Linked DNA regions of Homo sapiens: region 1 is linked to region 2. The links are chromatin loops, found by intact Hi-C in ENCODE. Cell type or tissue: MCF 10A. All regions are shown on one strand. Links, peaks and the distances in the headings refer to the core of each region. The heading gives the core; the rest is flanking DNA.

Region 1 (5,381 bases), core at 75-5,074, 140 kb before region 2:
GGAAGGAAGGGAGGGAGGGAGGAAGAAAGGAAGGGAGGGAAGGAGGAAGGAAGGAAGGGAGGGAGGGAGGGAGGGGAAGGAAAAGAAAAGAAAAGGAAAGAAAGAGAGAATGTAGCATAAGCCAGATTTTGTAAAGCATAATTTATGTATAAAGACTGCAAGACCATGAGGCAAAATGTCACAATTTTATCTCTGGGTGATGGCCACTCATGTTTTCGCTTTCTTCTTGCTTACATTTTCCAAGTTCTCAAATATGTATTACTTTTGTAGTAAGAAAGTTCACTTAGAAAGTAAGTTAAGTCTGAGTTTTCTGCAACCAGGGTATCCAGAACTTAAAAAGATAAGCAGGTAGGGCAGGTAAGAAGTCAGTCATGACATTGTAAGCATTGAAATAAAAATAAAATAAGTCATAGCCAGGCATGGCCTGTAATCCCAGCACTTTGGGAGGCCGAGGCAGGCAGATCACTTGAGGTCAGGAGTTCGAGGCCAGCCTGGCCAACATGGTGAAACCCCGTCTCTACTAAAAATACAGAAATTAGCCAGGCATGGTGGTGGGTGCCTGTAATCCCAGCTACTCTGCAGGCTGAGGCAGGAGAATCACTTGAACCTAGGAGGCGGAGGTTGCAGTGGGCCGAGATCGCGCCATTGCACTCCAGCCTGGGCGACAAGAGCGAAACTCTGTCTCAGAAAAATAAAATAAAATTTAAAAAGTCATGGCTTTTTTCCAGGTCACTAATTGTCTAGTGAGTCTATGCATTATCATAATGTCTGTGGGTGGTCAGGCTAAGGAGTGCTTTGCCAACAGTGAAAAATTTTTCCAGGGAGATACCCGGGAGAGATAGTGAGGCATCTCAGGAACTTGAGAGTTAAACTAATTTATAAAGTTCATGCTTGTGGGGGCAAGATCAGCCATCTGGAAAAGCACCTCACCTAAGCAGTACCTTAGACCCGGGTGAGTGAAGAGTCATGAGACTCGGTGGAGCCCAGCCAATGTCTGGAGCAGAGGCGTGGGGTGGTTTTAACTCATCTGGGAAGGAAGAGGTGGCAGAGGGCAGAAGGATGGAGAAAAGGTGATGAGTGCAGCAGGTTTAGAATCCGGCATGGTCAGTGTTTAGCAGGCCCCAGTCAAGGGCAGAGGGCAACTCTCCCTAGGGGGCCACCATGTCATCATCACTCAGAGCCTTGCCTGAGGCTTGTCTAGCATTTAGGACAGTTCCGGCAGCATAGGCATCACTTAGAGATTGTTAGAAATGCAAAATCTGGCCGGGCATGGTGGCTAACACCTGTAATCCTGGCTCTTTGGGAAGCTGAGGCAGGCAGATCCCTTGGGGTCAGGAGTTCGAGACTAGCCTGGGCAACATGGTGAAACCCCATCTGTACTAAAAATACAAAAATCAGCTGGGTGTGGTAATGGACACCTGTAATCCCAGCTACTCGGGAGGCTGAAGCAGGAGAATCGCTTGAACCTGGGAGGTGGAGATTGCAGTGAGCCAAAATTGTGCCATTGCACTCCAGCCTGGGCAACAGAGCGAGACTACGTCTCAAAAAAAAAAAAAAAAAAAAAAAAAGAAAGAAAGAAAGAAAGAAAGAAAGAAAGAAAGAAAAACAGAAATGCAAAATCTCAGACCCACTCCAGACCTACGGAGGCAGAATTTGCATTTTTACGAGATCCCTGGGAGATTCAGAGACACATTCATTACAAGTGAAGAGTACTGATTTAGGAGACATACCTCCAGTATATACTCCTTGATGCCTTCTGATTATATTCAGCTTCAGATTCATAAAGGCTCCCAAGGACCTGACACCTTAGGCAGGGCAACGTGAATCCCAGCCTGGGGATGGGCACCCCCGGCCTCTGCTGTGTGCAGCATCTGAATTTGCTTTCCAAGTCACAATCCCTTATTCAAAACATTTGGTTCCAAGTGTGTTTCAGAATTCAGAATTTTTCATAATTTTAGGAAGGTAAGATGATGCATTTGCCAACTCTCCCAATTCTCCCAGTGGGATCTGGGGCAGTACCCTATATTCAAACATTGATATCTTGCAGCTTATTATGAATATTGACACCGAAAAGAATAAACATCACAAGATCAGGTAAGTTTTGGCACCAAATTTAATGGAAAACCTTAGTTTTCAGGCTGGGTGCGGTGGCTCACACCTGTAATCCCAGCACTTTGGGAGGCTGAGGCGGGTGGATAACAGGGTCGGGAGTGCGAAACCAGCCTGGCCAATATGATGAAACCCTGTCTCTACTAAAAATACAAAAATTAGCCAGGCGTGGTGGCACGTGCCTGTAATCCCAGCTACTCAGGGGTCTAAGGCAGGAGAATTGCTTGAATCTGGGAGGTGGAGGTTGCCGTGAGCCGAGATCGTGCTACTGCACTCCAGCCTGGGCAACAGGGCGAGGCTCTGTTGCAAAAAAAAAAAAAAAAAGACAGCAAATAAACTCACCTAAAACTTTAGACACAGAGATAATTGCCCACACATTTGGATTATAGCTTTTGTCTCTCTTTACATTTTAAATATATATTTTATATATTTTAAAATAATATATATACTTTATATAATTTCATATAAAATGTCACACTGTATGTAGTTTTCTAGCCTCTGTTTTTCACTTTTCATCTTTTTATATAATCAAAGAGTCTTCTACAGCCTTTTCTTCAAAATCAAGGTAGTTTTATTGTATTTTGGTTGTAAAAGTGATAATAGGAAAAAACAAACATATATTTGCTTATATGTGCATAAAGTCTCTAAAAGGATACACTAGTTGCTGGTCACACTGTTTACCTCTGGAGGGAGCCAGATGGAAGGCAGACAGGGACGAGAGAAGAATTTTTATTGTATAATCTTTTAGACTCTTGATTATTACTTTGTGAATGTATTCTCTATTTCAAAAATAAAATTAAAAAAACTGGTACATCCTCACTGCAAAAGAAATCAAGCAATATAGAAAGGAACAAAGAAGAAAATAAATTCATCTTTAAACTCAATACCCAGATACAACACTGTTAGTATTTTTGCCACATTTCTTCCAAGTCTTTATCTATGAATGTACAGACATGTGTATGGAGATATTTTTACCAAAATAGGATGATGCTGTACGATGGTTTTTGTTACCTGTGTTTTTCATGTAGGGTGAATCACAGACAGCTTCCATGCAGCCTCATTTTAAACATCTGCATTGTTATTGCATGAAGTTAGCCAGTTACCAAAAAATTAATCCAGGTGAACTGAGTCCAGCATCTGAATACGCAGTGCCAGGTAACACCAACCCCCTGATCCAAAGCTGGGATTTTCTTTTCTTTTCTTTTCTTTTTGTTTTTTTTTTGTTTGTTTGTTTTTTGAGACAGAGTCTTGCTCTGTGGCCCGGGCTGGAGTGCAGTGGTGCGATCTCAGCTCACTGCAACCTCTGCCTCCCAGGTTCAAGCAATTCTCCTGCCTCAGCCTCCTGAGTAGCTGGGATTACAAGCATGCACCACCATGCCTGGCTAATTTTTGTATTTTTAGTAGAGACGGGGCCTCACCATGTTGGCCAGGCTGGTCTCGAATTCCTGACCTCAAGTGATCCTCCCACCTTGGCCTCCCAAAGTGCTGGGATTACAGGCGTGAGCCACCGTGCCCGGCCCAAAGCTGGGATTTTCAATTTGCTGTCTGTAGGATCTTGAATAGGCAGGATGTTATGTTCCAGAACCTGGAGAGATAACATATGGGAACGGGCTGGATGTTCCTTCTGTCCATGGTGTTTAAACCCATGTCGCTTATTCCATAGGTACAAACACCTCTACCTGCCCCCTTCCCCTCAGCCTTTATGCCCACTACCACCAGGATGATGCCAGAGAGGGCCTTGGTGGCCAGAGCCAGTCTGCATGTCAAAGACCCGAGCTCCCATTTGGGCTCCACCACACACTGAGTGATCCTGGGAAAGTCACTTTTTCTTCTCTGTAGAACAGAGATAATAATCTCCATGATGCCTTTCTCAGAGTGTTGTTTTGTTAGAAGAATCAGATAAGGTTATGACTGTGAAAGTAGTATGTAAAATACAGGGCACTCTACACATAGAAGTTTTTATTGTTAAAGTCTGGCCTCTTCCCTGGAGCTGTCAGGGAGAAGGTAGATGCCAAAACCAGCTGGCCCAGCTTCCTTCCGTGATTGGCTCATGGAGCAAACATTCCCCTTGTGCACTTTTCAACATCTACACACTCATCTTTAAAATGGAGTGTTGTAAAGGTCAAGGGCACAAAGCGTTGACAAGGGCGTGGAACAACTGAAACTCTACTAATGCTTCTGCACAGCTGCTGGGAAGTAAATTGGTACAACCTCTTTGGAAAATTGACAGTATATACTAAAACTGATCATGTGAATTCCCCTATGTACGGCCCAGCAAGTCCTCTGCTATTTATGTAATAAACACAGGTATTGTGGATGTTCACCAGAAGACATGTTATTAAGATGTTCATAGCAGAACTATTTGTAAGGGTCCCAAACTAGAAACTACCCCCAAATGTCCATCAGTAATTAAATGGATAAATTACAATATTTTCATACAATGGAATAGGATACAGCAATGAGAGCGAATGGTATTCAACTACATGCAGCAATATGGAACAATCTTACAAACGTGTTGAGCAACAGAAGCCTGACCAAAATAAGAGTACATACTTGTTTCACTAATCTATACTTGTTTCGCTGCATAACAAGTATAGATCCCAAAACTTAATGTCTTAAAACAACAGATAGATTACTTCTCATGAGAAGATGGGATAGCTGTGCAATTTCTCTTCTGATTTCACCTTAGTTGAGTCATAAGGCTGCACTCAGATGCAGATTTGGCTGGGTGGGAAGGTCTGAGGTACCCTCACGTGACCTCATTCTGGTGATGCTCAGTTCTTTCCCAGGTGGCCTAGACCACCTTCCTTACACGGCAGTCTGGGGGCAGCATTTCAAGAGAGTGAAAGTAGAAGCTGCAAAGTTTTAAAACTAAGGGTTGTAACTATCAAGAGTTGCAAGGGCCCAGCCTCAGGAGCTTCATCGTGTCCATTTCTCTGCATTCTATTGGTCACCCCATAAGTCAAAAGGCCAGCCTAGATTCAAGGGTGTGAAAATAGACCCTACCTCTCCCTGAGTAGAAGTCACATTGCAAAGGGTCATGCATACAGGAATGGAAGAAATCTGTGGTCCATCTACCACAATACCCTGTGATTCCATTTATAGAAAGTAGAAAAGCAGGTAAAATCCACTGAAGCTGTTATAAATTCTTTGACGAATGGGCCTGGAGAGGAGTATGAGAGACCATCTGGGTTCCTGATGTGTTCTGCTTCTTCATCTAGGTACTGATGACTAGAATGTCCAGTTTATGAAATTCAGCAAGCTATTAACTT
Region 2 (5,381 bases), core at 219-5,218:
AGTGATTCTCCTGTCTCAGCCTCCCGAGTAGCTGGGATTACAGGGTGCTTGCCACCACACCTGGCTAATTTTTGTATTTTTAGTAGAGACAGGGTTTCGCCATGTTGGCCAGTCTGGTCTCGAACGCCTGACCTCAGGTGATTTGCTTGCCTCGGCCTCCCAAAGTGCTGGGATTACAGGCATGAGCCACCGTGCCTGGCCTACAATTTTCTTCACTTCTTATTAGCCTACCCTCAGACCTGTCCACTGGAGCAAACCCAATTCCTAATGGTCAGTGGTAGGGATGAGGACAAGGCAGGGTTTGCCTTCCATTTGCTTATTTTATCTAAAGACTTAGGCAGAGAAGAGAAGGTATAACTATTTTATAACAAATTCAACTACTTTATTGGTGAAGCAACTCTCAGAAATTGGAACATTCTTTTAAGTCCTGTTGATGAGTACACAGTTACTTTTTGAATCCTGGTGGATTTTGAGTGAGAAGATATGCACTATCTGAATGCTAGCTTTTGTGTCTATTTTCAAAGGGAGATAAAACACTTGCAGACTGAAACTTGTTTTACCTTTCACATAGCAATCCCTCAAATTTAGACAATCACAAACAGAACCCTGGGAAATATAATCTCCAAACCATGTTAGTTTTCAAGGTGCTTTACACTCACTATTTCAGTTGGTTCTCTGGCCAACTACATAGATAGATGTGGACTGTATCCAGTTGATAAATTAGGCTCAGAATACAGGGCTGATGAGAGCCCATTTGGGGCCTTTGAGTGAATTAGAAAAAGACACCCTTTAAAACACTTTACTATCATCTGTTGAAAATTAACTCAATGACTGTACAAATCTAAGATGGTTATAATATGAGCAGCATCCCTAGAGTTGGTCCACGACCTTCACAACAGACCTAGTGGCCCTGCTGGAGAGGCCAAAAGTCAAAGGTGAGCAAGTAAAGGGGCCTGGGCTTAGAACTTTGGCTCAGCCTGTCTTCATCCACTGTATCCTGACACCTCTCCTACTCCTTCTCTTTAATGTACAGCTGAGACTGGGATACCCTTAGACTGAAAGGAAGGACACGGCTATGTAGAAAAGAATTGACTGAAGGGGAGGAGTACTCGTGAACCCCTTGCTTCAGCCTCCCAATGTTCTGAGAGAGGAGGAGCCAGGTAACTGCTGCTAACTGCCATTTCCCCACCATCTGGGCCTAAGGAAGCAGAAGTAAGGCTTAATTAATAGCCAGTATTGCTTGGAGATTCACTTTACTTATTTAAACCAACAAAAAGACTTAAGATTTAGCCTGTTGGAATATGGTTCTAAGAGGCTTATATTTCCAAGAAACTAGTCCTTAGTTTCTTTTGTTCTTTGCTACTTTGTGATCCCTGCTAGAGACAGGCCACTTGCTTTGGGTTACCATAATTTTCTTTTTCTTTTTTTTTTTTGTTTTTTGTTTTTTGAGACAGAGTTTTGCTCTTGTTGCCTAGGCTGGAGTGCAATGGCGTGATCTCGGCTCACCGAAACCTCCGCCTCCCGGGTTCAAGCGATTCTCCTGCCTCAGCCTCCCATGTAGCTGGGAATTACAGGTGCCCACCACCATGCCTGGCTAATTTTTGTATTTTTAGTAGAGACGGGGTTTCTCCATGTTGGTCAGGCTTGTCTCGAACTCTGCCCTCAGGTGATCTGCCCACCTCGGCCTCCCAAAGTGCTGGGATTACAGGTGTGAGCCACTGTGCCTGGCCTGGGTTACCATAATTTTCTAAGCACACTTCCTAGTGACACCTGGCCCAGTTTGACACCTGTGTAGAAGCAATAATCAATGAAAGCATCTTCAGATATTCTAGGCCCATACTCAGAGCCAGCTGGACTTTGATTTGGTATTGGTCCCAACCTCTGGGGTGACATATGCTGTTCTTCATTGATTTTGTTTTTGTATGTTTTGAGACAGACTCTCCCCCTGTTGCCCAGGCTGGAGGGCGGTGGCGCAATCTCTGCTCATTGCAACCTCCGCCGCCTGGGTTCAAGCGATTCTTGTGCCTCAGCCTCCTGAGTAGCTGGGTTTACAGTCATGTGCCACCAAGCCCAGCTAATTTTTGTATTTTTAGTAGAGACAGGGTTTCTCCATGTTGGGCAGGTTGGACTCAAACTCCTGGCCTCAAGTAATCCGCCCACCTTGAGCTCCCAAAATGCCGGGATTACAGGCGTGACCCACCGTGCCCAGAATGTTTTTGAATTATAGAAAACCCCTTGGGTTTGGTGGGAGGGAGTGAGGGTTTCATCCATGACACAGTGACACTTAAAAAATCAGTTTATTCAAATGCACTAAAGGAATTGCTTGATAAATTAAGGACAGTAATACCTCTGGCCTTAGATAGAAATGATTAGAAGGTCCTTCTTAGATAGAAATGATTAGAAGTCCAGAGGAATCTGGGAAGGAATTTCTAAATTTTCTCTTTCCATTGACATAAGGTACCAGGGTATGAAATTCATTTGTCCTTGTATATATGCATTTATTTAACAGATATTGGGTATCTAATACATATTAGAGAATCATCCCTTAGATTATCTTGATAGAGAAAAGAAAAGTTCTGGAGAAATGGTGGAGAGTCATTCCCAGGAATATAGCTTTGTAAGAAAATTTTCCTGGATCAATTGGTAAAGTTTTCTGGAACCACTAGGTGGTGATATTACATTATGAAAATGACATGCTTTCCTTGACACCTTTCAAATAACTGCAGGCCTCTGGTAATTTCTGAGGCCAGTGTCCCCACAACCAAAGAAACGTCTTAATGAGTAAATGAAGAAAAACACATTCCATCATTTACATATATAAATTTACATATGTAAATTTAAATGCTCCAGGGGACTGGTAGTTCCTCGAGAGAAGGGTCTGTGCCTATTGTTTTCATGGTTACAACCTCAGGTGGCGTGTAGGAAGCCCTTGATCAATGCTTGATGAATGAATCCAACTCTGAACAATTTTGATGACCATTGAAAGGACCATTCCAAGAGTGTGGCAAAAAAGGTGGCACATGTCCAAAAGGCCTAGGATTTTGGGAATTAGGAGCTGTTGATGATCCTGACAGATTATCAGTTGGGCAGAGACTCAGGAAGGCAGTATTTGGAAGGGCAGAAATATCAAAAGTGATCTGAGGCACTTATAATTCTTTGTATCCCCTAAGCTTACCTTGGCCAGATTTCATCCTTTAAAAAATACAGGGAGGGGCCGGATGCGGTGGCTCACGCCTGTAATCCCAGCACTTTGGAAAGCCGAGGTGGGTGGATCACGAGGTCAGGAGATCGAGACCATCCTGGCTAACACAGTGAAACCCTGTCTCTACTAAAAATACAGAAAAATTAGCTGGGTGTGGTGGCACGTGCCTGTAGTCCCAGCTACTTGGGAGGCTGAGGCAGAAGAATTGATTGAACCCGGGAGGTAGAGGTTGCAGTGAGCCAAGATTGCACCACTGCACTCCAGCCTGGGCAACAGAGCAAGACTCTGTCTCAAAGAAAAAAAAAAAAAAAGAAAAATACAGGGAGGGTGTAAACCAATAAATTCTGATGTATGTATATGTATATATATATATATATATATATATATATATAGGCAAGGGTTGAAGATAAATAAGGTAGAAATGTCTACTTTATATTTTTGGCCTTAACTATGCCAGTGTAATTAGAATTCCCTATATTTAAAATGGTTCCTTTTACTTATTGAATATATATGTATAAAATTTTTTGGGGGTCTATATTACTTCTTGGGATGGCTTTGCCTTAGAAGGAATCTTCAAAAATCATTTTTAAAAAACTCTTCTCTGCCTCTCATTCATTGTTTTATTTGCTCATTCATTTATTTGCTATAAATTCATTCATTCCTCAAATATTTATTGAGCACCTATTATGTACAAAGCAGTGGTCAAGTTTGTGTGATCATCTTTGACCTTTTCTTTTTATGGTCCATCTGAATTCGGTTAATTAGCAAGTCATATTAGGTGCAGCATCCAAATCTATCCACTTCTCTCTGCTTTTTCTGCTATTACCCTAGTCCAGGTCTCTGTCTTCTTGCATCTGGATTATTGCATTACCCCTAGTCTTTTTTTTTTTTTTTTTTTGAGACAGGGTCCCGCTCTGTTGCCCAGGCTGCCAGGTTGGAGTGCAGTGGCACCATCACAGATCACTGCAGCCTCGACCTCCTGGGTTCAAGCTATTCCCCCATCTCAGCCTCATGAGTAGCTGGGATTACATGTGTGTGCCACCATGCCCAGCTATTTTTTATATTTTTTGTAGACATGGGGTTTTGTCATGTTGCCCAGGCTGATCTCAAACTCCTGGGCTCAAGCCATCCTCCTGCCTCAACCTTCCAAAGTACTGTGATTATAGGGATGAGCCACCATGCCAAGCCTAACCCCTGATCTTTACCCCGACCATCCATTCTTCCATCTTTCCACCATGTGAATATCATGATACATCTTTCCTTAAAACTCTCCTTTCCCCTTAGGATCAAGCCTAACCTCTTTCACTTGGTTTACAAGCCTCACAAGGCAGGGCTATGACCTGGCTTCTCTCCCCCCAGCCCCATTGCCACTCACTCTCACCTTGTTCTATGTGCTCTAGCCAAGACTTTTTTCTTTAGGTTCTTCTAATGAACCATGTCCTCTCTTACCTTCTGACTTTTTTTTTGGTACTTTTTCTTCGACTTCTTCTTCCCCCTTCTGCCTGGCTATTTTCTACTCATTCTTTAGGTCTCAGCTTACATATGACTTATTTGGGAATAAGCTTTTTCTGACCACTGTCAAGATGAAGTTCTCCTCTTTCACTTTTTCTCTCATAGCCACTATTGGGGTTCACAGCTTGTCTGTTGCCACCCTCTACTGCCAGACTGACTTCTGCGAGTGGCAGAGCTCTCTCTGTCTTCACTATATAAATATCCGGCACCTCACTGAGTGCCTGGCCCACTGTAAGTGCTTAATAATATATGTTGAATGAGTGAATAAATGAAAAAATATATATGATGTGTCTTCTTTCTTCAGTGTACTTATAATCCAGCAGTGTGAGGTAAGTGGTACAAAGAAAGAACTACAGTGATGAGAAGAAGGAGAGGTCACTTTGGATATTACCATTTAAGGCTGGGTTGGGTTTTGGCAAGTGAAGATGTTTGTGGAGGTGGCGTTTGAAGTGGAGGGAAGTGACATAGGTGGGAAAAGTTTGGGGAGCAGGCAAGGAGCATAGTGTTCCTATCTCAGAAGAGTAGGAGTGGGACTGAAGACAGCTTGTGACTAGATTGTGCAGGGCCTCGACTCTGATAGCCAATGGGAAGACATTGATGGCTTCTGAATCAGGGAGTGATAGCACTAAATCAATGCCTTAGAAAATGCTAATCTAATGGCAGAGTG

Evidence for each region. A loop is a pair of places that touch in the nucleus more often than their neighbours do. Peaks named below come from ENCODE experiments on the same cell type or tissue, not always from the same donor. Only the 100,000 strongest peaks of a DNase experiment are listed, where the experiment ranks them.
Region 1: it touches region 2 in a loop (10-fold over the local background); 2 of 110 quality-filtered maps call a loop at or near these places.

What each region holds. Positions count from the first base shown.
Region 1 is chr9:113,306,606-113,311,986 of GRCh38, forward strand. No RefSeq gene overlaps it. Among named protein-coding and RNA genes, the nearest start is that of RNF183, 5.9 kb to the left of the region's middle. RefSeq lists an enhancer at 977-1,146 and a cis regulatory region at 1,062. In MCF 10A, for the core only: a CTCF peak has its summit at 2,785 (motif pointing right); a DNase peak (open chromatin) is centred at 2,796.
Region 2 is chr9:113,443,768-113,449,148 of GRCh38, forward strand. It overlaps a transcript of RGS3 not described here. Among named protein-coding and RNA genes, the nearest start is that of RGS3, 17 kb to the right of the region's middle. In MCF 10A, for the core only: a CTCF peak has its summit at 2,679 (motif pointing right); no DNase peak of the experiment used is centred there.